Regions from separate parts of the Mus musculus genome. Here all the other regions are linked to region 3. Evidence: chromatin loops called from intact Hi-C (ENCODE). Cell type or tissue: heart. All regions are shown on one strand. Region 1 overlaps Mast4 (microtubule associated serine/threonine kinase family member 4). Region 2 overlaps Mast4 (microtubule associated serine/threonine kinase family member 4). Region 3 holds the start of Mast4 (microtubule associated serine/threonine kinase family member 4).

Region 1 (8,000 bases), 63 kb after region 3:
GCCCATATGTCTTACTTTGCCTTGTAGTATCAAATTTTTCTCTATTTCATCTATTTATTTATTTTTGCAGTCATAGAGCAAATGTTTATTCACTGTATTTCTGAGAAGATTCAATAAAAATAAGAAACATGAAAGAAATGTTCAGAGCTTGTGTAAATTATTTCTTCTTCATAGACTGACTGTTGGTCAGGTGAATAAAATATCTGTTTTGGCCTTCTAGTAATGGCCAAATCCAGTCACCATTTATCGTTGTTTGGATGTCTAACCTAAATCAATAGCCTATCTAGTTCACTGGGTGACAAGGATAGATAAAAATTATCATTGTTTTAACAGAGGACACTGTCTTATCACCAAAGAGAATGTCTCCGGAGTCTTGAATCCTTTAGCAATCTGCAAACCAATCTCCACTGGACAATACCCAGAGACCCTTTAACATTCTAATTGTACCCTCATAGAATAAACATCACACTGCCTCATCTTGCAGGGAGAAGAAATTGCATATTCCTTATTAATATGCTGATACCCCATTTCCTCCCTATCGAGTAGCAATATTTTTTTTCGTCAGCCTTTTACAACCGAAAGTGAAATCAGTAGTTGTGGTATAATTCCCCATATACATTTTCCGTTAATCGGATTTTGCCTCCACAAATGCATAGTCCTGAATGGAAGATGCATGTGTGAGCACCGTCAGCAAGGGCAGTGTGAGTCCCATACGGTGGGGGCTGGGGGCTGGGGGCTGGGGGCTGGGGGCTGCTGCTTCTTTCTCTAGGTCCTTCCTTTCTGCTTGCCGCTTTTTATTCTCTTTAACTATGGGTGTGGATGGTGAATGCACCTTGGTTACTGATAGTATCTGGGTTCTTTACTTCTAATCCAGTGTGATAACATTTAGACATGGACTAGAAAAAGGAACACGCTTACAACAGGTCTGGGGGTACAAAGGCAGAAAGGAAAGAAAGAATGCACAATATTGAGGCAGGCCCTCATTGTCTTCTGCAGTGTTCTGCCAGGCATGTGCTTGTGTTGAACTAAAGGATGGCTGTCCACATAGCTTATTTGGTGGACACCAGAGATCTTTAGACGGTCTGTCCTCCAGGGCCAGGTGGCTTGCTAATGCCCCTTCAGCAGGAGCTGATAACCTCCGAGAACACGGCACGGACTAGAAAGATCAAGCATCAAATGGGAACTGAGGAGTTTAGCTTCTCGGTTTTACTTTTCTCAAGTTTTCGTCAGGAAGCTTTATATACATAAGCTAGATGCTGCATGTGGTTTCAGGCACCGTTGAGAACACACCCTAGATTGTCAAGCTGAGCCTTCTAGATTGGCCTGTCTATACTAAAAGGGACTGCAGCTCCCACTTGGGAAGAAGTGTCACAAAGACCAGCCTATTTCCAACCAAGTTTTATGTAAGCCCGCCTGTTAATTATAGAACTGCGGTGGGACTCCCCCCCGCTTCATGCCTTTCAAATCAATATCAAATTAAAGCTAAGCAAAGTGGAATCGCCAAGGCAACAACTGGCATATAGTCTCTCAAGTAATATGTGGTACTGAGAAGGAGAGTGAGTTACCTGTGTTGTTGAATGGAATGCCGAGAAAAGCTGTGTTTTCTAAGATAAACATTCCGAGCCTGCAGGGTGTGGTGGGAAAGGCCCTTCTGTCTCTCAGGTCCAGCACTTGTCTCTTCACAGGTGCATTCATTCAGTGACTTTTGAATGGCCTATAAGTGCTGGGCACTGTGCCCTGGTGTAGGGATGCTGCGGAGAAGTTGGTCCTCATCACAGTGGGAAGATGTTTCTGGTTGACAGCTGAGAAGTAAGCAGCAGCGAGGCCAGAGGATGCGGTTTCGGATCTGTTGACTGTTAATTGCCGTTGGTACCCGCCCACCTACCTAATGAGACAGGGACTGTGTGTACACAAACTCTGACGTGCCTTTTCACGTGGGACGTTGAGTGGAGGTTTGGGGTTAAATGCTTTCTAGCCCATAAGGAAAGCCAAACCACATTTCCCTTTAAGGATTCTGTGTTAGGGGAGCTTAGCTTCAAGTATTCCCAATAAGTCATGACTTAGAATTACATGGTTCGTGTTTCTTTTTTTATGGAATTTAGAGATGCAAAAGAAGACGTCTTTATGAGGAGTTTATAGCGTGACAAGAGGACAAAAGCTACGTCAATGTAGCTGTTGCTGCCTAGGACAGACTCCACTAAAGGTGTCAGGAAGCGAGGGAATAAATGCCCGAGAGCATAGGCATTTCTTTTGGGTCTTCTACAGTAAGACATTTTCTGGTAGGGGAGTGGTGGTGGAGACCCCTTTGGCACGTAGAAGGGTGTCTGAGAATATCACAGAGGTAGGCTACATTCTCCACATGGCTCATGGGTAGCGGTCATTAAGAGATGAGCTGCCCCTAGGAATGAGCCTCTCTATTCTGCAAAACTGGAACATGCGTTGTAGAATGAGTGTGCACCTCATCTCGAGGCTGGCTACGACTCACCCACAGACGATGTGAGCTTCCCTAGTGAGTGACACTGTGCTGTCTGCAGCTCCGTGATGCTAGTGATAAGGGAAGAGTGAACTCCTGACCACGACCCAGACGAGCTTTCTGTTGCAGAACCAAATGTTTTCATGGCTTTGGGGGGAGATTTTAAATTTTTTGGTGATTAAACTTTTTGGGGGAGCTAGCACATATTTTAGGAGCATTATTTATGTGCAGATAATTATCTTGCTAATGATGAAAATATTAAATGCTATAATTCAGACTTTTCATTAATGGAGGTTGGATTTTCCAGCCCTTCTATGATTTTTCTCTAGTTACTTTAATTTAAGATTGTATCTTCTTAAAAGCTTGATTTCTTTCAGAAGCAGAGACGTAGAGCCAGACTCTCAATACTCTTGTCCTACTGAAATGTGCAAGATCCTATGCTACCACCCAGTCAGTCCATTTCTGTTTTTGAAAATGCGTTGTTTTTAGGGAGATTGCTACCAAAGATGATTGTTTCCTCTTGGGAGTCCGTCAGTTATCAGTAACACAAAGGTCAGGGAGGATTGGATTCAGTGGCCGTGTGAACACAGCGGGGCTGTTTCTCCACATGGGAAGAGGCAGGAGGTAGCAGTTTGAGGCTGCTATGGCACTTGGTCGTGCCTTGTGGGAGTTGGGTTCTTTTGGCATTCTCACTGAGTCATCCCCCCCCCCCCGCCCCGTCACGATAAGATGGCACTCGCACTGTGGCATCTGCATTCCAGGAGTGGTGAAGCAGCTCTGTGCTTGGCATAAAACTTTTGAACTCATGTCACTGGCAAGGCATGGCTTGTGAACACTCAATGCAGAGGAGTCCCAGGAAGATGGCGATTCTGTTTTCCTTTTTTGGCCTGGGCATGTTGTTATTTTTAAATATATCTGGACTCTGCTATCGAGATAAGGAAAAAGGCAGTTGGCAATCAGCTCTAGGGTCTGCTGTAACACTTGGGCCAAGGACTTTCCAAAATGCCTGCGAGAGGATTTGCCATATCAGCTTTGAGACGAAGCAGAGAACATTCTGTCCAACAAGAGGAAGACCAAAGCAGAAAATTCAAGGAAAACCAAAGGAAACTCTTGCATTTGCCCTTAATAACTGGGAAAGGGATATAGGGCACAGAGGCATTTCTTAATAATTCTAAATGGAGGCGTATTCTGCAATATGCGGTAATGGTTGACTTGTAGGAGATGAGAGTTTTGATTTTGAGAGAGGAGAAAAATGTAGTAGCACTTTGTTATATGCCTTCTTTTTTTGTGTGTGTACCCCAAAATACATGTTATAGATGCTCACAAAGCCAAAGGGAACTATGGATTATATAGCTACGAGATTAATTCTCTAGTGATTTTAGTTAAAATAGAGAGGTTTGCAGCATACCAATGTTCCCAGTAGCTAGTATAGCAGTAAGCACAGCCCTGGTTTTGTTTTTCTGCTTTTGTTTTTGTGATAGCACTTTTCTACATAGGACACCCCGACCTCAAGCTTGAGGTCACCCTGCCTCTCAGCCTCCTGAATGTTGGGATTACAGACATGCACATGAGATTAATACTTTGTATGGTTTTAGTGGTGTTTTTACTTAGTTGTATTAGAAATACTTTTTGTTAATCTTTTATTCTCCTTCCTGGAGTCATCTGAATTATAATTTTTATTAAACATTTGTAGTTTTGAGATTGTAATAGAATTACACCATTTCTTCCTTCCCTCCCTACAAATATTCCCATTACCCACCCCTTGCTCTCTTTCAAATTTATGGTCTCTTTTTCCTCGATTGATATCTATATGTCTATATCTCTAGCTATATATAGCACGACATTGCTAAAAGCATAAATAGAACCTGCTCCGTATATACCATGTAACTTGTACATATGTGATTTCAGGGCTGACCATTTGGTGTTGAATAACTGATTCATGTGCCCTTCCTAGGGAAGACTGTTTCTCCTGCTCTCAGCAGTCCTTCATTGCATGCAGTTTCTTTGTCTAAGGCTGAGGCCTTCTGACCTCTTCCCTTTCCACATTAGCATGCCTAGTGGTATCCTGCTTGGTCAGGCTATGTTGAGGCAGCCATGCTGGTCAGGTTTCGGGGGTGTCCCTTCTGATATTTCTAGGAGGCACAATCTCGCAACAAATTCCCTGATCCTCTGGCTCTTTCAATCTTTCCCTCTTCCAGAAAATGATTCCTGAGCCTTAGTTTGCAGGAGTTGTGTCATAGTTGGGACTGGGATCCACAAATCTGCATTTGGATCAGCTGTGGTCTTCCGTAATGGTGTCTCTCCATCCTAAAGAGACATGTCCTTGCTGAGGGGGTAGCTACACTTACCTGTGGGTACAAGGACATAGAGTTAGAATGCAGTTAGGGGTTGTGCGACGTTAGTAAAGTGGCCGTTGTAGGTTCTCTTCCAAGAGCCATGACTTCACTAACCCTGAGTAAGTAGTTAGGTTTCTACTGCCTGGCGTGACTTCCCTCCTGTTAAGCAGATCTTCCGTGTAATCAGAGATTACGGACCTAATACGGACCAAGCACTCCTCTAGATTCTAAATGTAAAATTGTGAAAACGAGAACTCTACACCCACAATATCCACTCTGAGAGCATTGACTGTGTTCCTCACAATCTGATCATGGGATTATTTACATAAAAATACAGACTGGGCTACTCTTACTCCCCTTGCATTTATTTTCCTGTCCTTGGGGGCTCTGTCTGTGGGCTGTACTTTGGACATAATAATTAGGCGGCAGTCTTCAGTTTCTCAAGCAGAACGTAGGCGATCAAGATGTGGGGAGAGCAGAGACTTCTCTTCAGAGTCTGTCACATCATTTCATTTTGAGCTCTCTATTTCACACTTCCATCATGTGAAGTCCCACAGCGTCCTTTTCTTTTCTAATTAAATACTGTAATGCAGCCAAGGATTTTCGTTTACTTAGGTATTTCTTAACGTGCTCAAGCGCTCTTAATACGCCACACTTAGGGCATGTAAGGAGCTTATTCTAAAGTCGAAGGGACAGTGTCATTTTAAAAGAGCTATAGCTTAGAAATTAGAGCGCTGAGCATGCTGGCTGCTTTTTATTGCTTCCATCTGTTGAACGATAATGAAAAGAAGAAATTAAGAACAAATCTAGGCTGTGACCATAGATGGTTTAGCTACAGTGTGTGCAAAAACAAACAAAACCCCAAACAACACCACAATAACAAAATGGTGATTCAGTAGAGATATTTATTTAGTTGTGGAGTATTTGATGGCTTTGATGTCTCTTTGCTGAGTTCTTTGCATTGCGCATGAGTTACTTGCTCCTGTACACTTTTTAGTACCTTTAGGGTAAATCAGCAAGAAAAAACAGTCCTATCTTTGAAATTTGAGTGGCCCTCTATTCATGGAGGTCACAGTTTCAGGTTAATCAGTAGTCATTCCTTCCCTCCCTCAGGACTTACCTCATGCCACCTTGATATCTCAGGGACTGAACAGGACAGATTAACAGTTCTGCCACCCGAGAGCTTGAAATCTACAACTCGATTTTGAGATCGGTTCTAACTTTATAGGACACAGTGGTCTCAAGCTTGAGGTGATCCTACCTCAACATCCTGAGTGCTGGAGTTACAGACATGGACCTGCACGTGAGGTTGGCACTTCATATTTTTATGGGCACCTAATATGCATCACTCCTGTAGACTGTGAATATTAAGTAGGGAAGACCAAAACTCTGTACTCAGAATATGCACTCTACAGCACATAATCCCAGTTGACGACACTGGGATGATTTACTTAAAAATACTGTTTGGATTATTCTTTCTCCCCTTCCCCATGAAAGTCATGATTCTGTTAGTAGAATGAGATAGAGAAGGTTAAGGGACATTGGAGGTGATGGGACCAGTTGCTGGTTTTGAAGGTCACTTATTGGTAGTCTTTGCAAATGTGACATCTGACCAGAAGAAAGGAGGGAAGGAGAAAAGGTGTTTGAGGAACACGAATAGAACGTGCAGAGCCCTGGAATGATAGAGCGTCTGACCTCTGAGCTGTGCAAGGAGTGTCTATCTTGGAGGTAACTGTGGCAGGAGAATAGTGAGCAAGGGACAGAGAGGCAGGTGAGCTCAGAGAAGTGAAGAGGCAGGACCCCTGGGCCAGTTAAGAGCTTTGTATGCTGAGTGAAGAGACAGAACAATGGACAGTTTCGACAAAGGAGGAGTGGGTGATGTTCTTAGCTGGTGGTGCTGAGATCACCGACTCCTGTGCTGAGAATAGATTGTGGTGAGTCAAGGGGAAGGAGGAGGAGACCCCCGTGGGAAGACTGCAGGGGGTGGTAAGTGAGGATGGTCAGGGTGGGGGCTATCAAAAGTGGCGAGGGACAGTTGTCAGGACGGGGCTGTCAGAGCTGGTGAGGGACAGCTGCAGCCTGAGTGTGTTATGACTTCTCTGATCCAGGATATGCAAGATGGAGTAAGAAGAGTATGTTATGTTTACAGGTATGTGGACGATTGCTTTGGAGAAAGGGATAAAAGCCAGGAATTTAGTTTTGTGCATGTTAACTCAATACATCCGAGATGGACATTTATAGCTAAGCAATGAGTTCTAAGAGTGTGAGCCTACGGAGGGCCTACAAGTGTTATTTGGAAGCCACTGGCATCAGAAAGGTTTCTTACTTACTTTCCTCATTGCTCCAGATAAAGTATTTGAGTAAAGCACCTCCCAGAAAGCTTCACTCTGCTTAGTTTGCGTTCACAGTCCATCATGACAGTGGTGTGGAGCTTGAGACAGCTACTCACAAAGAGTCAGGAAACAGAGGCTCATGGATGTCACTGCTCAGCTTGCTTCTGTTCTCTCTTTCTTTAAAAAATTTTTGAGCTGGTCATAGTGGCGCACGCCTTTAATCCCAGCACTCGGGAGGCAGAGGCAGGCGGATTTCTGAGTTCGAGGCCAGCCTGGTCTACAAAGTGAGTTGCAGGACAGCCAGAGCTACACAGAGAAACCCTGTCTCGAAACAAACAAACAAACAAACAAACAAGAAAAACCAAAAAACAATTTTCTATCTGTGAGTGACTGTGTGTGTCTGCTCATACATGTGCATGTGCAAATGCTTATGGAGACCGTATGAGGGCATTGGATCGTCTGGAGCTGAAGTTGTAGGTGGTTGTGAGCTGTCTGATGTGGGTGCTGGGAATCAAACTGTTTTTCTGCAAGAGCAGCAAGTGCTTGTGAGCACTCTTCCATCTCTCCCGCTCCTGTTTGTTACCTCCCTTTCATCCTTGGACATCCGTTCACGGGATGATGCTGTTCATAGGGTGGGTCCACACTTCCTCTAGTCCTCTCTGGAATCACCGTCACAGATACACTCAGACGCGTATGACCTGGGTGGTAACAAATCCAGTCCAATTGATACTGAGCAGGAAAGCACCAATGAGACCAGATGAGGTCACAGAGGCAGTGTGATTGGACGTGGAAAAGAAGGTGTGTTCCAAAGGAGAGAGGAACCCAAGGACCCAAAACAGAAACAGGTGAACACAGAAT
Region 2 (8,000 bases), 160 kb after region 3:
GTGTTGATCAGGGCCCCGTGGTGTGCATTCCTCCCTTGTACACTCTGGATCCGAGCGGCTAGATTTGGAGGGATGTTGCTTACAGCATCATTAAGTAGAAGCCCGTGTTCTTGGGGGGGATGTAATCCAGACTGATTGTCAGCAAAATCAATTAGCAGACCCAATGCAGTATGGTCAGGACTGTCACTCTCTTGGTGGCCTGACAGGTCAATACTTAGATATTAGAAAGCAGTAAGGGGACCTGGTTTATTCTTTAGGCAGTGCCGTGAATAAGAAGTGTTTTCTTACATACTCTTGAGCGGTACAGAGCAGTGGTGTGACTCTGAGCCATGTGTGTTGCCTGTCAGCTGAGCTGAGCCTTGCAGACAGTGCCAGAGTGCGCACCAGTGTTTTAGGCTATGGACTGCTTGGATGTGTTAGCCCCTTTCATGCCTCAACTACATGTCCTCGTCACCTGACATCTAGTCTTCAGACGGAAGTGGCTTGCCTGGAGCATGGCCCTAGAATTCTGTCCCTGAGCATCTGGAATGGATTCAAGGCTCCTCCCAAACGCTATACCATGGCTGATGACACACACAAGGACAAGAAAATGTGACTTCTTATGAATCAGGCATTCTGTGTCCCATCTATTCTCTCTTAGCCTATACAAACAAAAAAACCAGACAAACCAAAACCAAACCAAACCAAAAAACCCTGAAAACAAACAATCGAAATCAAAGTCCCAGGTAAAGTTGCAGCAGGTTTAATTTCCATGTAGAAATGTTCGCCTGGGTGATAGAAGAGGTGACTTTTGTGAAATGGATTGTAGCTACAGCAAGCACAAATGGTGCCCTTTCTATTTTATCAGATGTTCAGGCGCGAACATGTACGAAAGCTGATAATCCTTACATCCCACTCAGGGGATCAGTATGATTGTTACTAATGTTCTGTGGGTGAAGAAATGATGCATTAAGAGTTAAATACGTTAATAGAGACGCTTATGTGTCAGCTCTGGTCTGAGCACCTAACTGTTGTGGAATTAGTGACAATCCTGCCGTAAACGTCTCTAGCTACAGAAGGCTATTCTGTCAGTTGCTTGTTTGTTCTTTTAAGTGTTGGCTTAAAAGTAAAATCTAACTTTAAAATACAGTAAAGTCGTTCTAAGTTGCCTATTTGATTCTGTATTGAGTGGTGAGGAAGAGAGAGAGAAAGGATAAGTACTTGATGGGAGCTATAAGCAAGGTCTGCGCAGTTTCCTGATTCAGGTATTTTTGTATCTTTGGTTTTGTTTTTTTTTTTTTTAGAATATTTAATACCAAGAAATAGAATGACTGAGCAACGTTTTCATAACCTACATTCCTAGTCAATCCTTTTCTCTGTTTAAAGCACAAAAGAGGACGTTAGCCATGGCTCCATTAGGAATGCAAATGACATTGGTGATACTCTTTGGACTTGTGAACTTTGGCCGTAGGGCACGTGCATTCTGGATGGGTCTTTAAAATGCAAGTGTCACATCTTGGGAATGAATGCAGAATTACAGAAAAGAGGAATGGAGCAGAAAGAGACTCGATTAATGGACACACGTGAGTATGCCAGTAGGGATATAGTTAAAAGGTCGAATAATTCATTATTTAGGAATCACCTTCAGAGATAGCCCTGTCAAAAATTAGCATGCTGGTTTAGAATAAAAAAAAAAAAAAAAAACTCTTATAAAGGATGCCATTTGATATGACCTAAGGCTCTCGCCATACGTGAAATGCTCAATTTTGTCAAAGTACTGGAGATGCCTTGTAAGATTTCAACTTGGTTACATTTGACGTGATTTCTTAGTTTTTCAACGATAAAGGCTCTTTATGGCATGTGTTCTCTATTTTCACTATTATATTTTAACTAAATACTTCTACATATCAGACACTTGTTCATACTAAAAATCTTTCTTTGGTTTCTTTTCTTTTTTTTTAATGAGCCCTGTTGTAAGGGTGAGGCAGAAGAAACAAACTTGCAGAATTTCTTGTTACTCCAACTATAGCTGGGGAAGAATGACAATAAACGAGCATAAAGGATCTCATATGTGCCGTGGCAGCAGATGTATGAAGAAAAGAGAGGGGAAGGACTTAAGTGAGGAGTATAGTAATCTGTGCATTAGCACCGAAGCCTCCCAGGGAGACTGCCCCTCAGGTGGAGCCCTGGACATGGGGGAAGCAAGCTAAGAGTGTCTCCCAGGAGGGAAAAAATGCACAGGAAGATGTTTGCAGCCATTGCAGATCTGCAGAAGAACAATGTGTAATGAGAACAGGGGAGAGTTGGCTGTGTGAGGCAGGTGGAAGGGCCTGGCAGGCCAGTGTGCAGACCCTGAGTTGTTTTGAAGGAGTGTCTGGGAAAGGACTCCAGAAAATCAGCTGGCGCATCTGGCATATGCTTTCAAAGGGACACTGGCTACTCTCCTGCTGTTAGCGAGAAGGCAGAAGGAGCCTTTGGGAGGTTGTTAAAGGAGACGTTGCTATGTCAGGGACAAGGTGGTAGCAGGAGAAATGGTGAAGCGACTGGGACTAGAGCTGTATTGGGAAGGATGAGTTAGCAGACCATACTGTTGGAGTTAGGACTGTTTATAAAGCTTGTGAGCTGATTAGCCAGGGTAAATGAGTTTCTGTCTGTAACTGTAAGCTGAGCTGTCTCTCTGTCTCTTTGTAAGATCCTTGTAATCACACAGAAACCTTGAAGGGAAGAACGGATGTGTCTGGCAGTGCCATGTCTGAAGATCAAGTGGGAGAATGCAGTTAAGTTGGAAGCATGCCGTATGTGTTTGTGGATGGTGAAAGTGTGCACTAGGGAAGTAGGAAGATGGCGCCATGACAGGGGGGGCTCAGCCCAGGAAAATGTGCGTATGGTTGACATCTGCAGATGTGGGAGTGATGGGGAAAGCCAAGGGACCAAAGATGAGATGCTCTCATGAATGTCTTGACCCACTTGTGTTCATCTTTGTTGAAGGCAGGAGCCACAAGTAACCATGATGCATTCTGTTCTTCTCAAGCCTTTTTGCCAGACAGCAATGAGAGACAATTACAGCAAACATAGATGTGAGATTACTACACGAATTGCTTGTGACGAACAGTCACGGGACCTGTGGTTTTGTGAACTTTCCGTCACGACTATAACAGATTTCTCTTCGTCATGCCACCTTGGTTCTCTAAGATGTTTTTGTAGTTCCTGGGACAGGCTTCCAGCAAGAGCAACTGTCCCACTGTGGCATGGAGCAACATGCTCTACCTCTGTATGAATTCTTAATTTAGTAATGGTCAAATGGACCTTTGTCCAGTGTTCTATGGTTCTTCTTTGAAGTAAAGGACTTTGTGAAACTAACATAGGGAATTTTGAGGAAGTCCAGGCACCAGAAATCAGGATTGATTGGCAGATCAAAGAAAGGCATCTCTTCAGATGACCTCTTCAGTACAATGTGTTTATGGCTAGCAGCCTGCTAGGTGACCAAGGAGTGGGATTGGATTCTGTGAGTACCCTGCTGTTTGCTGAAGGAGAGACCCTGGAAGTACCTCAGCCAGTGGCCTTGAGCCTCAGAGTTTTAGGACGTCCTCTGTCTTTAGTTAAACCGGTAGATCACCATCATAGTTGGGGTATAGACTCACTGGAAATCAGGTAAATGGCGATGTTCAAAATGACAGGTCTAATACGTACCATCAGCTCTTGGGTGCGATGAAGTGTTTTTTAAGAGATTGTGAATGTTGGAATCCCTGCAAAAAAATGGAAAATAAAGTGCCAGGCTGCAGTGGGCCATTTTGAAAGGCTTTGATTAATTACTATAGAAAGACTAAAGCCACCAACAATGCAGAAAATCTGGAAAAATGATATGTTTAGAGAGAGCCCTGTTGGGAGCGTGAATTGATAGAGGCCGGAACTGGGATCTTGGAGAGCTGCCCTGTGCTGGTTTTGAGACTTTTCAGCCTTCACTGTTCACTGCCTCGATCTTCCCAGGTTTAAAATAGTAGTCTCCTCTAGAGGCTATGGTTCTGATGGGGGAAAAAAAAACCAAAAACAAGACAAGAGAAAACAAAGCAAAAAATCCAGCCGATGAACTATTAGTTCATGTTTTCATTTCTGTGATGGAGAAGGGGGTTGAGTTTTGTTTTGTTTTTTCTTTTTCACCCTCACTTTCTCATTTAATTTCTTTCTCTTTCTTCCACATGTGTCCCATGTCGTTTGTAACTGTTTGAAAATATATAAGGGAATCGCATAATTCCTGCTTAGGAAAGGCCTCTTTTTTTTTCTTCTACTTTTCCACCCTCTGTTGATTTGCGATATAACACTCTTCCCCAGAGTAATTAATTGCAATTCTGCAAGCCAATGAAAAACGGGCAGCAGCAGCTGATGGACCTTAAACAATAAATATTTGTATTTTATGCAGCTGCCACTAGTAATTAAGAGAAAATAACTAAGTAGAATGGACCCGAACCCGCTCGATTGCTTTGAAGGGGTGGCCACTAATTCTTGGTACATTTATTAGCAGGAGCAAGCATGGAACAGTTTGCTGACTATCTATGGTACATTGCCACCTTGTGGCCACAATTTTCCTAGTCACGGAAAAGAGCAACTTAATAATATTAAGTCTACACGATAGAGCCTTATTTTGTAGTTTCCCCAGCCTTTTCCATAGTGCAAAAGATTGGAGACATTGTGTGAGAGCATATAGATTACAGAGGCATTGAAGAGATTATGTTCTTAGAAGAGGGGTGCGAAAGTATTAATGAGATGTCTGTCTGCAGCTGATACTGGGAGTGGGGGGCTGATGCATGGATGTGGGGTGGAGGAGGAGTGAAAACCATATGGGCAAGGAATAATATTTCTGCCCTGGCAATAGACAAAGGGTGTTTATCCTCTCCCTCAATCTGTTCCATGTTTCCATAGTCACAGGTTTTCTTCTGAAAAATTTTTAATGCAATAACACCACCACCACCACCACCACCACCAATAAATTGGCAGTTTGAAAAAGGGCACATAGGTAAGGGCATACAGTGGTACCAACAATAGGGAACCAGTAATCTCTCTTGTTTGGCAGTCTGACTGCAGGCAGGTTCTGTGTTTTCTAGTCGCTCGTATGTAGCTAACTCTTCAGGTGCTTCATTGTCTGTAGGCTTTAAGGGCAAAACATCTAAGGCTGGGCAGGAGTCTCTCCTTGGAGGCCCCCATAAATGGACATCTATATGATAAACAGCAGCCGGCTGACATCTTCAGATGACTACACCCCCTCCTTTGAAAGGGCTGTTACTTTGAAAAGTGTCCCCTGGAGTCCCTTCCCCTCCTGATTTGGCTTTGATCCTGGAGTCGATGGACTACTCCTTCTTCAGGGTCCTCTCACTGCAAAACCAACTGGCAGTGAGATGCAGCCAAGACCTGAGTGTCTGGGAGTTGCAGATGGTTCTTTTTAAGAAGTGCTTGAGATCCATCACGTGTTGCTAATGAACGCAGTTGAGGTTGGGAGACCGTTCCCATCTTGTGGAACTGATGAAGGTTCAGGCTCAACTATCTAGGGAGGGGACGGCCACTCCCAGGCAGTCGTTTCTTTTCCTGGCAATTTTGAATATACTGTAGCACGCGGACAGCCAAAAGGATGACCCCGTTCTTACTCACTCTCTCCTATAAGAAGATCTGTGATAGTCTTAAAAACAGATCAGAAAATTATATTCCATCTCTTTCTCATGATAGCAAAGTCCGACTACTTTGGTAAAACCGTCCTTAAAACAGCATTTAGCTGTGTTGTCCAAGTATTTCCTGCTTTTATTGTAGGCAGCTGCCCTTTTGTGTGACAGCTGGAATTTAATCACTTAATAGTGATAAGCACATATGTATATGCCCAGGAATATTTTTGTCCTTAATAATATCTCGGCACACACACGGGCGTTTCAGCTCGCAGGTGAGCGTGTAGAAGGTGCGGCTCTCTTCAGGTGCTCTCATGAAAGTGGAGCAGATCTTGACATGAGTGCTTTGACCCAGGGGATTCTTTTGTGGAAAGCTGGCTCTTGAAGTGACTTTGGTTTCTCTGATTCTGTGACAGGCTTTCTTTTTAAGAGCTATACAGTGATATAAGGGTGTATTGATTTCCATTAAGGGCTGCGGTGCTTAGACATTCCTCTCCTGTGCCATGTATGTGTGTGAGCAATATGTGAAATTTGATCTGCTTTTATATAGCAGTATTTCAAAGTGGGGGAATCCACAGAAGGACCTATTTTATATGGGGTTCCAGGCTACATATGTATGCATGTATGTATAATTCACTCAGTTATGAAACAATACCTTCCTATTTGCTCTCTCTGTGTGTATGTGTGTGTGTAGTTGTATGATGTTGAGTGTACGTGTGTGTATGAGGATGCCACAGGTCAACCTCAGGCATTATTTTTTAGGAACTGCACATTCTTACCTCTTTCACTGGTCTGGAACTCTCCAGATAGGTTAGACTCGTTTGCCAGCCAACCCAGGTACCCAATCCAATCCAGGGTTGGGATTACAATCCTGTGCCACCATGCCAAGGTATTTTTATATGGATGCTGGGGAACAAACTTGGGTCCTCATGCTTTCACTGCAGACACTTTGGTGACCAAGCCATCTTCCCAGCTCTTGTTGGGGTCCAATAATAACTATCCCACTGCATTGAAAATTGTGGTCATCATCTACTAAACTTAATCCTATGGCCTGCTGCTCATGTGTTTGTGACCTGCCGTCAAAACCTGGTACTGGGATTTTGCGGCGAGCAATACTGACTCTCAGACAGAAGGTACAAGAATAAAATTTAGAGCTTTCTAAACTTATCAAATTAAAACCAGCGCTGAAGGGAGTGTGTTTAGAGACGGGGATGCACAGAAGAGAGCGTGAGATCCGGTTGTGCTGGGTGTCCCCCGGTTGTACTGGGTGTCTCCTGGTTGTGCTGGGTGTCCCCCAGAGTTGATAGCACTGTCCTTCTCTCCACAGCTTGACCACATACTGTCTCCGCCACCCATGCCGTTTCGGAAATGCAGCAACCCAGATGTGGCCTGCGGCCTCGGAAAATCACTGAAGTACAAGAGACAGCTTAGTGAGGATGGGAAGCAGCTGCGGCGGGGGAGCCTGGGAGGAGCCCTCACAGGTGAGTGAGTTGGGGTGACATGGGTCACAGGTGAGTCGGGGTGATATAGGTCACAGGTGAGTCGGGGTGACATGGGTCACGGGAAGAGGAATTGTGCTTTTCTTACAGGGTTCTGTACAGCCTTGGAGTTCCGTGTGTAAAAGCTTGCCTGTAGACCCTTTTGGAAAGTGTTACTTAAGTCTAGAAAGCAGTTTAAATTAAGAACTTGAGCGGTAAAATTTATGGAATATAGTTTACCTACAATGACCTGGTCGTATTTTGAATATACACAAATGCACTTAGGAAAATTCATATTTTGGTGTAACTACCAGCATGATCAAAATGTAAAAATGTAGGTGGAGACAGACAACAATTCAGACACACACAAACATACATACAGAGACACAGATGCTCACAGTTATATACAGACACATACACAGACACTTAGAGATACACACAGTTAAACACACAGGCACACACAGACATCCATACAAAGGCATAGGTGCCCACAGATGCACACAGACACACACACACACAGACAGACAGACAGACAGACACACACACACACACACACTCCTTGTACATATACTTTCCCTGCAGACGAGATTAATCCTAAATGTTTTGTGTTAACTGGGACATACAGTGTGAATGTTGTATCTGCTCTGTTACTTAGCATACCACTTTAATAATATGTATGTATTATTATATCAATATTACTATTCATAAGAAACTGACAAAGTGCCCAAATACAAACACTTTATACTCCCACCAACAGTAGGTGAGCAGTGTAATTAGTGTGCCTTCTCACCAACCTGTGGTATGGCCAGTCTTTGTAAATTTGGTCATTTTCTTTGTTCTAGAGATTGTAGTTTCCTTTTGAGTTTTCTGTTAGCTTCCTGTTACTCTAACAGGA
Region 3 (8,000 bases):
GTGTGTGTGTGTGTGTGCTTTCCCTCTCCTCAGGCCCCAAAGTATCAAACACTGGAGACATTTTTGAAACATTCTTTTGGAGATAGTCATAGAGGAAGGAACTTATATTTCAATAAGATAGGAAGGAATTTATATTTCAATAAGATAGGAAGGAATTTATATTTCAATAAGATAGGAAGGAATTTATATTTCAATAAGATAGGAAAATTGCAGGACTTAGACATGTAAACTGACCTGGGTCCAGCAGTTTATCCATATCCAAGGATTTGCCTCTGTGCCTGATTGGGGTAATTTCGGGGAACCATTTTGACCTTCTGACCCTCTTCTATTGATAGTCGTGTGGTGTTGAGTTTGTCCGGTTCTTATCTGGAAACTCAGCTTAAACTATAGTCGTCATCCTTCTCAGACACACGTGGTCAAGTGTGATGATAGAGTGTGCTTTATTGAAGAGGGTGAATCCCACTTAGTAACTCACAACTGTCTTGGTTATTTTTGGACAAATTCAATAAAAATTTCAGGCTGCATTGTTTATAAACAAAGGCATTAAATCACAAACTGGCTTTTTTTTTTTTTTTGCATCTGTGTGCATATATGTGTACCACAATTTGCAATGTAAAATGTATTTATTTGGGATCAGTGTTTGTAATTTTAACAAATAGTATTTAGTACTTGACTTAGAAAAGGACAGGTTTAGAACATGAATACTGTTTAGTTTTGAATCTTGGCTCTAACACTTGCTAGCTGTGTTAACATTAGGTTTCAGTATTTCACAGATGTAATACAAGACCAAAAAAAAAATGTCACTACCTTATTGGATCAACACAAGGATTGAGTATATAATAGCTTTTGCACAGTGCTTAAAATGTTGCCTGGCACATAGTGTCATATAAATGTTTGTGAGTTAAAAAAAAAATGTGACCAAAGGGAAATTTTTTTTTTGCATAATGAACCAAGGCGACAATATTCCTTTTCCGTGGTTATTTATAGTCTAGTAGTCACATATGTGTATCCTTGATTAAAAAACTGTTCTGAGAGGCAGACTTCAGAGTACCAACCACAGAGCCACTGCTCACTTGCTGTGTGACCTTTGACCAGCTCTTTGGCCTGTGTCTTCATCCCTAAAGTATTTCATTCGGTTTCTGCCAGGACTCTGAGGCCTTTAGCGCAGGAGAGCCCTGGCTCTAGGAACTGCCATTTTTTTAGCTGTTAGGATTCAAACCATGTCCTTGTTGCACCCTTCCCGAACTGAGAAGGCAATCCCTCCTCTTCTTTGATGTGAATGGCTTGCTTAAATCTTTATTTCAGTTCCCCTGTGCTGAATCAACCACATAGGGGCTCAGATAAAGGCCAGTACTCTAAGGAGGGAAGTCATTGTGAAGCCCAGGGGGTGGATTCAGGCCGCCCCACTGTGCGCTCTTCAGCCTCTACATTGCCACTTAGCTAAGTCTCCTGAATGTCCTTTTACCTCAGCAGGTCTTCCCTTCCCTTTGGATCATTCTGAAGTGTCACAATGCAACTCTGACAGCTATCCACAGCCAGAGGGTCACATCCTACAGCTTCCCTCTTCAGAGGCAGTCGGAAAGTATTCAGGACAAAGCCGCCTGTCCAGACTAGATGAGCACCCCCCCCCCCGCCCCCATTATCACTTGTAAATACTAAGGTAGCATAAAAGGGCTCATTAGCCAACGGGGCTTTCAACTCCAGTCCTTTTCTCAAGGACCCTTGGCAGACCTGTTCTGACAGAGAGAAATGTAAAATTCTGGAGGACTCCTCGGCTTGAAGATCTGCAATGGCTTCGGTGTAATTCTTCCCCTCTTCTCCCACGGCACATTGTAGCACTTACCAGAGCTTTTAAACATGAATAATGAGGCGGTATTATGCAATATCAATCTCTCCCCCGACCACAAGCTCCTCAAGGGCAGGAGACCTGCCGTATTCATCTTTGTATCCCCTGCAACCAACTGGCACACATCTCAATCAACGTCTGTGGAATGGAAGCTGGCTGAATTTATACCTCGGGTCACGGTGTGGAGCTCAGACGGGTCTGGAGCTGAAGGCAAGTAGGACTCATTTATTTCTCGCTGCCTAACTCCGCACTGGCTTCCCAGCAGATCCAAGACACCACAAAGGTTAAGGTGATTATTCTGTTGGTGCTTTGGTGGAAGCTCTTTCTCCTTGTTCTTATAGGAAAGGAAAAATGAGGCCCCAGGTCGGCCGCGTTGTGCCTATGCAGGGCTAGAGAAAGCCAGTTAGGAATGTCCCTTAGCCCAGCGGCAGAACCGCAAAGAGCTGCTAAGACCGTTCTGATAAAGCCTGGTCCTAAACACAGAGCATCAGCTGTTTCCTTCCTTTGTCACAAGCGCGTGTCTTTGACTTAACTTTAGTTTCTAAGCAGAAATACAGAAAAATCATCTTTGGAGACCTTGGCTTGTGTCCAAGCCGGGAACTCTGCTGACACTTTATTTTGCTCTATCTAGTCTTATTGCCAGACAACATCGGTGTTGACGCTTCCCTTTACAATTTGAGGAAACTGAGGCCCAAGAGGTTTATCCAGAAAGAGGCTTGGAGATGGGCTGCGTTTGGATCCCCTCTCTCCACCCACCACGGACTTCGCTCTCTGCACACGGGTGGGAGCGTGAGTTTGCGCGTGACTGGCCGCGCGCTTCCGTTTTCACGCGAATCCTCCCGCCTAATTTCCCCGATTTCACTTTTTGGAGACTAAAAGTCCGGTTCTCCAAGGTCTCGCCTCACTCAGCCATCTCCCACCCACGTCCCAAGGACAGACGGCCACTCCCCCACCCATTTCTGAGTCCCAGACCGAGTTAAGTCCGCGGACTCCGCGTCGGCCCTGTGGATCCCCGCGCCGTGGGGCTGCCCCGCGCACCCAGAGCTCCCGCGGGATCGGGTGGCCCGCTCCTGGCCCCACCTCCCCTACCTGACGCCCGCGCGGCCAGCGGCTCCGCAGCCTCCGCCCACCAGCGCGCCTGCGCTGCCATTGGCTCCGCGGGCTGCCCGTCTCCTCCGCTCCGTCCCGGAGGCAGGTTTAGCGGGAGAAGCCGCAGTCCCGGCGGCTCGGGCGCAGCGCGGAGCGCCGATCGCGGTGGGCATGGCCCCGCGCGCGGGAGTCCATGTCAGCAGCCGAGCCACGGCGGCAGTGAACTTGGCGACGCGCTCCTGTGGTCCAACCTCTGTCATGTAGTCGCCGGCGGCGCTCCCCGCAGCCCGGGAGCCGCAGCGCGATCCAGACACAGCAGAGCAGCCGGGGCTTCTTCGGGAGGCGCCGAGCGCACCGCCACCCCTCGGACGGCACTTTGGGCCGAAAAGGGACATGGGGGAGAAAGTTTCCGAGGCGCCTGAGCCCGTGCCCCGGGGCTGCAGCGGACACGGCGCCCGGACCCTAGTCTCTTCGGCGGCAGCCGTGTCCTCGGAGGGCGCTTCCTCAGCGGAGTCATCCTCTGGCTCGGAAACTCTGTCGGAGGAAGGGGAGCCCAGCCGCTTCTCCTGCAGGTCGCAGCCGCCGCGGCCGCCGGGCGGCGCCCTGGGAACCCGGCTACCCGCCGCGTGGGCTCCCGCGCGCGTGGCTCTGGAGCGTGGAGTCCCTACCCTGCCGCTGCCGCACCCGGGAGGAGCGGTGCTGCCGGTGCCCCAGGTCAGCAGCGCATCCCAAGAGGAGCAGGATGAAGAGGTGGGCTCAGTCTGTCCCATCCCACACCCTCCAGGTCCCGGCTGTAGGGGCCCTTTAGGTCCCTTTGCGTGCGCGCTGGTGTCTTGGAGAGGGGAGGGAACTAAAGGTGCTCTGCTACAGCCTGGGATAGTGACTGTCAGGAGACTCTGTGGGTCCTTGACTTCTAGTGGTTGTCCTCGCGCGCTTGTCTACATGGGCTACCCGACCGTGTGCTTTGGAAGTGTCACTGAGCCGATCGATCCCTTCATGTCTGTATCTGCTTGGGTCCTTAGCTATTGAATGTGATCTGAAAGCTTGGCTTGTCCCCACAACTCATATCCAGATTCTTAGACGTGGGAATCGCTAATCACTGCGGTCTTGGATGGAGCGGGAGACCTGGAGCGTTTGACGCTGGTGGGAGTGGTGACTGTGGAGTTGCTTCTTGGGGTGTCAGAGACCAGAATACGCTGGAGTCGCCCGTGGGTGGTTTTGGTGGTCGCTTCACCTTTCATCCTGGGGAAGAGGAAGATTCCCCATGCTAAGCCTATCGCGCCGGCTCCTATTTGGACTCAGTGTCCAGAGGAGCGCTGTCACCAATCTGGATAGGATGTGTCTTGTTCAGAGGACTTTGTCTAGCCTCATTTCTTCGAAGGCTGTGCATCCAAAAATTATCGGTCTCTTCCTGACACACCGAGTTTTGTAATCCACTAGGTTGCTATCTCTGGTTTTCTTCTCACCCCCGCCCCCCTCCGCCCCTTTCCCCTCTTACTTTGGAAGACAGGAAAGGAAGATTCTCCAAGTCTTTAAGATTGTTTGCTTTGGACATCTCTTGTGGGAGAAATCATCTTGATCAGACAGGACCATAAATAAAACATGACCCTAGCGTAGTCTTCCGTGTGAAATTAATTCCGCCGTGCCAGACTGGTATTTCCCCGGTCTCTGCTGGGATTAGCAGTAGGAAACAATTGCCTTTGTCCTTAGAAGAAGTAAACAGAGCCCGGGGTCCTGGCTTTAGCCCCCTGGGCATCTAGCCTGGAAGTAGAGGCCGGATCTTGCAGAGGCAAGTTCTAGCCAAGCAAAGATGGAAGGAGCCTTGGCTGGTGGTTGGCCAAATCTCTGGCCATGATCCTTTTCTGGATGCTGTGGGAGTTCAGGGATCTCGGCAGGTGCCTGGAACTCTGCTTTCTAGAACTCTTTGGCTCCTGAGTTGTGAGACCTGGATGCATTTCCTTCCTTAGAAGTTCACTTCTGTAGTTAAAAGTGGAGAGTTTCAAGGTTAAGTTCATTCCAACACGAGTGCTGTTTCTGGCCTGGAATTTTGGGTAGCTCTAAGTTCCAGATTGAGTTAAGTCATAGTCCAGGAGTTTGCTGAACATCACACTCACCCTAGGAGCTGGCAGAGAGTAGTGCTGTCTCCTGGGTACATCTCCTTTTGATGTAGCATGTTGGCTCTGGGTAACTGGCTGTCCTAGTCTAACGATTCTGTATAGCTAACATGGCATTCACAAGGTCTTGAAGATGTGGGGGATGGGGGTGGGTAAGTTCTCATTCTTGGTCCTGATTGTATAGCTGACTTATCACCTCACCCCAGAGTGACAGTGTCTTACTTTCTCTGAAGTGGATATAATGATATCTTATTTTCCAGGCAAGGCAGTGAAGGTTGGTTGATTGAAACTTACTCTGTGCTTCCGAGTTGAGTGGCCAAGTGGTTTGGGTCATTGTTTTTGAAAGTTCAGATTTGGATGCCAACAGACAGGGCTGAAATTTGTGGCACGAATTAGCCTACCAGGGGATGATGGGGCACAGTCTTGACTGGCCCGGGAAATTTTGAGGCAAAACCCGAAGAAAGTCATGTGACTCCCTGACCCCAGCAGCAGAAAGGGTTAAAACTTAAAACTTGATGAGGGGGTGTAAAAGCTCCTGGACACACCCTGGTACTGATGTGGCACACTGCATGGAATTGTGGGATTGTGATTTTTGTGGAATTTCGGCTTTGAGGAATTAACAAAAACTCTTGCCCTTTTCCGTAGGAAAAGCACACACTAAATTACTGTGCCAGAAGGTTCAGGAATGACAGACTGAAAAACACCCCCGTTCATGGAAATACCTGGGGTTGACTTCTGGTTCTGTCACATTGATCATGTGTGCTTACAGGCCATTTGACTTCTGTCAGCCTCAGTTTTCTCACTTCCTAAATGGGAGTAATAGCAATAGCACTAGAGACATTCTGTATACACCTGTACACATCATCTGATTTAGTCTCAGCATAGCAGCTGATATTGTGCACCAAGTATCAGCGAACATTAACTTTTATGTTTATTGCTTATAAAATATGGTGAAATCGAACTTCAAATTTGGGTTGACTTGTTATTTCATTAATGTGTAACTCACACACTGTCTACTTCGAGAGAATCCGAGCTCTTATTCCCGTTCTTAAAAGATTTATTATTTTTAAATAATGTGTATGCTTGTGCACACGAGAGCAAGTGCTGTTGGGAGTCCAGAGAGGGCACGGGAACCCCTGGAGCTGGAGTTACAAGGAGCTGTAAGCCACCTGATGTGCATGCTAGGCACTGAACTCTGGCCCTCTGCAGGAGCAGTAGTTGCTCTTAACTGCTAAGGCGTTTGTTTCTCTTGCCCTCAGCTTACTCCCCCTTTCCTGAAATAAGTTGGGATTCTTTCTCTTCATCTTAGGACAAGTTGTGACAAATCACCTGGTGACAAATCACCTGGTGATCGTTTTTAGTTATACTGTAGCAAGGGCCCAGACTATAAAACATTAAAAAGCTTAAGAGCAACTCACAGTGTGACAAGACATTCATTTCTATTTTAAAATTGCTGTGTAGCTTGGGAGATTAATTTTTTCCCCAAAGAATTTTTAAAAATATCAACTCACTGTATTTGTTTTTCAAATGCAAGGAAATTCTGGTTCTAGCGTATTACTCCAGTGCTATTTTTGTTTGATAACTTTGTTAAAGTTGTTTTGAAGGTCACAGTGTTTATCTGTCTCATAGTCTGTCTCACACGTAAACATAAAGTCTTATACACTTCAGTCAGACCTGTGGACCTTGGTGTTCTAAAAATGAAAATGTTGAATGTTGTCATTGAGAGAGTTCTAAAATTTTAATTTGCCTTTATTATCCTATGGTGTGGGGATAAAATCTACAGTCTTACATGCACTGGGCAAGCATTTATCACTGAGCTACAGACCAAATGGTTTTGTACTTAAAACCATGAGATTCAGCACTGATGGGTGACTTTGTTTTGTTTAAGGCAAAGAAATAAGCAAGCAAAGAAACCCACCCCAGTATTTGCCTTGTGTCTTGGCTGCCAGTCTGTAGATGTGGGGTTCTCTATGTTGAGGGATGGCACACTGAATTTCTGATGAACATCGTAATTTGGAGGACTTACCTCCCTGACGTTTATGCAATTTGCCCTTTCACCTAGTCACCTGAGTCCATCAGGAAAACATAGATATTTACGATATGATTCATAACAGTAGCAAAATTACAGTTGTGAAGTAACAATGAAAATGACTATGGTTGGGGGCACCACAGCATAAGAAACTGTATTGAGAGGTCGAAGGACTAGGCAGGTGAGAACCAAAGCTCTAAGGGCGTCTCTTTCTCACAGTACCTTATGATCCCAGTGGGGTCACCATTTGGTAGCTGGTGGTGGATAAGTTCAGACAGCAGGAATTTTAACCTTGGGATGCCTAGCACCCACTTCTAGTAAATGAATGGGAACTTAGTAAACAGATGGTCAACGAATTCGCAAAGCAATGTGAATTCTGAAAACTAGTCTCTGAAACTACTGATGTGTTTGATTGAGGGTGACTGTGTGCCCATTTGTTTTGTCTGTTGTGAAATAGGATGCATAAGTCTCTTGACCCCTATGCTATTAAAACAAATAGGCAAACAAAAACCTTGTGGCTGAGAAAAGAGGTATTATGACGTGTGTGTGTGTGTGTGTGTGTGTGTGTGTACAATTAACAAAGTCAAACCAGGGACACTTGATAATTCACTGTGAGTATTAGAATCAGAAACTTCCAGAGACACTGTAAACTCAGAATGGCCCGAAGGAACTCTGTAGCTAAAGAGCTTGCCAACTTACTGCATGTTAGCTGGTTGTATTCTGCTATACCAAGGGACTTATGCTATTGACAAAAATTGAGAAATAGTGTCCCTTATTAACTATAAGCACACTTAGGGGGTGTCTCTAAAGTGTTTTATTAAATGCTGTCTGATTGGAAGGGGTGCCTCTAACATCTTTGAGGGTATTTGTGTTTTGGGGTTCCCCACATAACAGTAATATAATGGATGGGTTTCTGGTTTTT

The links. A loop is a pair of places that touch in the nucleus more often than their neighbours do. Peaks named below come from ENCODE experiments on the same cell type or tissue, not always from the same donor. Only the 100,000 strongest peaks of a DNase experiment are listed, where the experiment ranks them.
Region 1: a loop joins it to region 3, with 2.2 times the contacts of the local background. A loop is called at or near these places in 2 of 42 quality-filtered maps.
Region 2: it touches region 3 in a loop (9-fold over the local background); 14 of 42 quality-filtered maps call a loop at or near these places.

The regions. Positions count from the first base shown.
Region 1 is chr13:103,266,504-103,274,503 of GRCm38, reverse strand. The region is part of intron 1 of Mast4 (microtubule associated serine/threonine kinase family member 4); the gene reads left to right. Among named protein-coding and RNA genes, the nearest start is that of Mast4, 64 kb to the left of the region's middle. In heart, no CTCF peak of the experiment used is centred here; a DNase peak (open chromatin) is centred at 3,443; H3K4me3 peaks cover 270 bases; H3K27ac peaks cover 517 bases.
Region 2 is chr13:103,170,511-103,178,510 of GRCm38, reverse strand. It overlaps Mast4 (microtubule associated serine/threonine kinase family member 4), which reads left to right. Exons shown (of 29, transcript NM_175171.3): 2 at 6,955-7,108. Among named protein-coding and RNA genes, the nearest start is that of Gm30050, 77 kb to the right of the region's middle. In heart, a CTCF peak has its summit at 4,547 (motif pointing left); DNase peaks (open chromatin) are centred at 3,890 and 4,540.
Region 3 is chr13:103,329,521-103,337,520 of GRCm38, reverse strand. Mast4 (microtubule associated serine/threonine kinase family member 4) reads left to right here and starts at 3,029. Exons shown (of 29, transcript NM_175171.3): 1 at 3,029-3,685. The coding sequence starts at 3,329. In heart, a CTCF peak has its summit at 3,531; DNase peaks (open chromatin) are centred at 2,990 and 3,620; H3K4me3 peaks cover 2,783 bases; H3K27ac peaks cover 1,669 bases; H3K27me3 peaks cover 2,460 bases.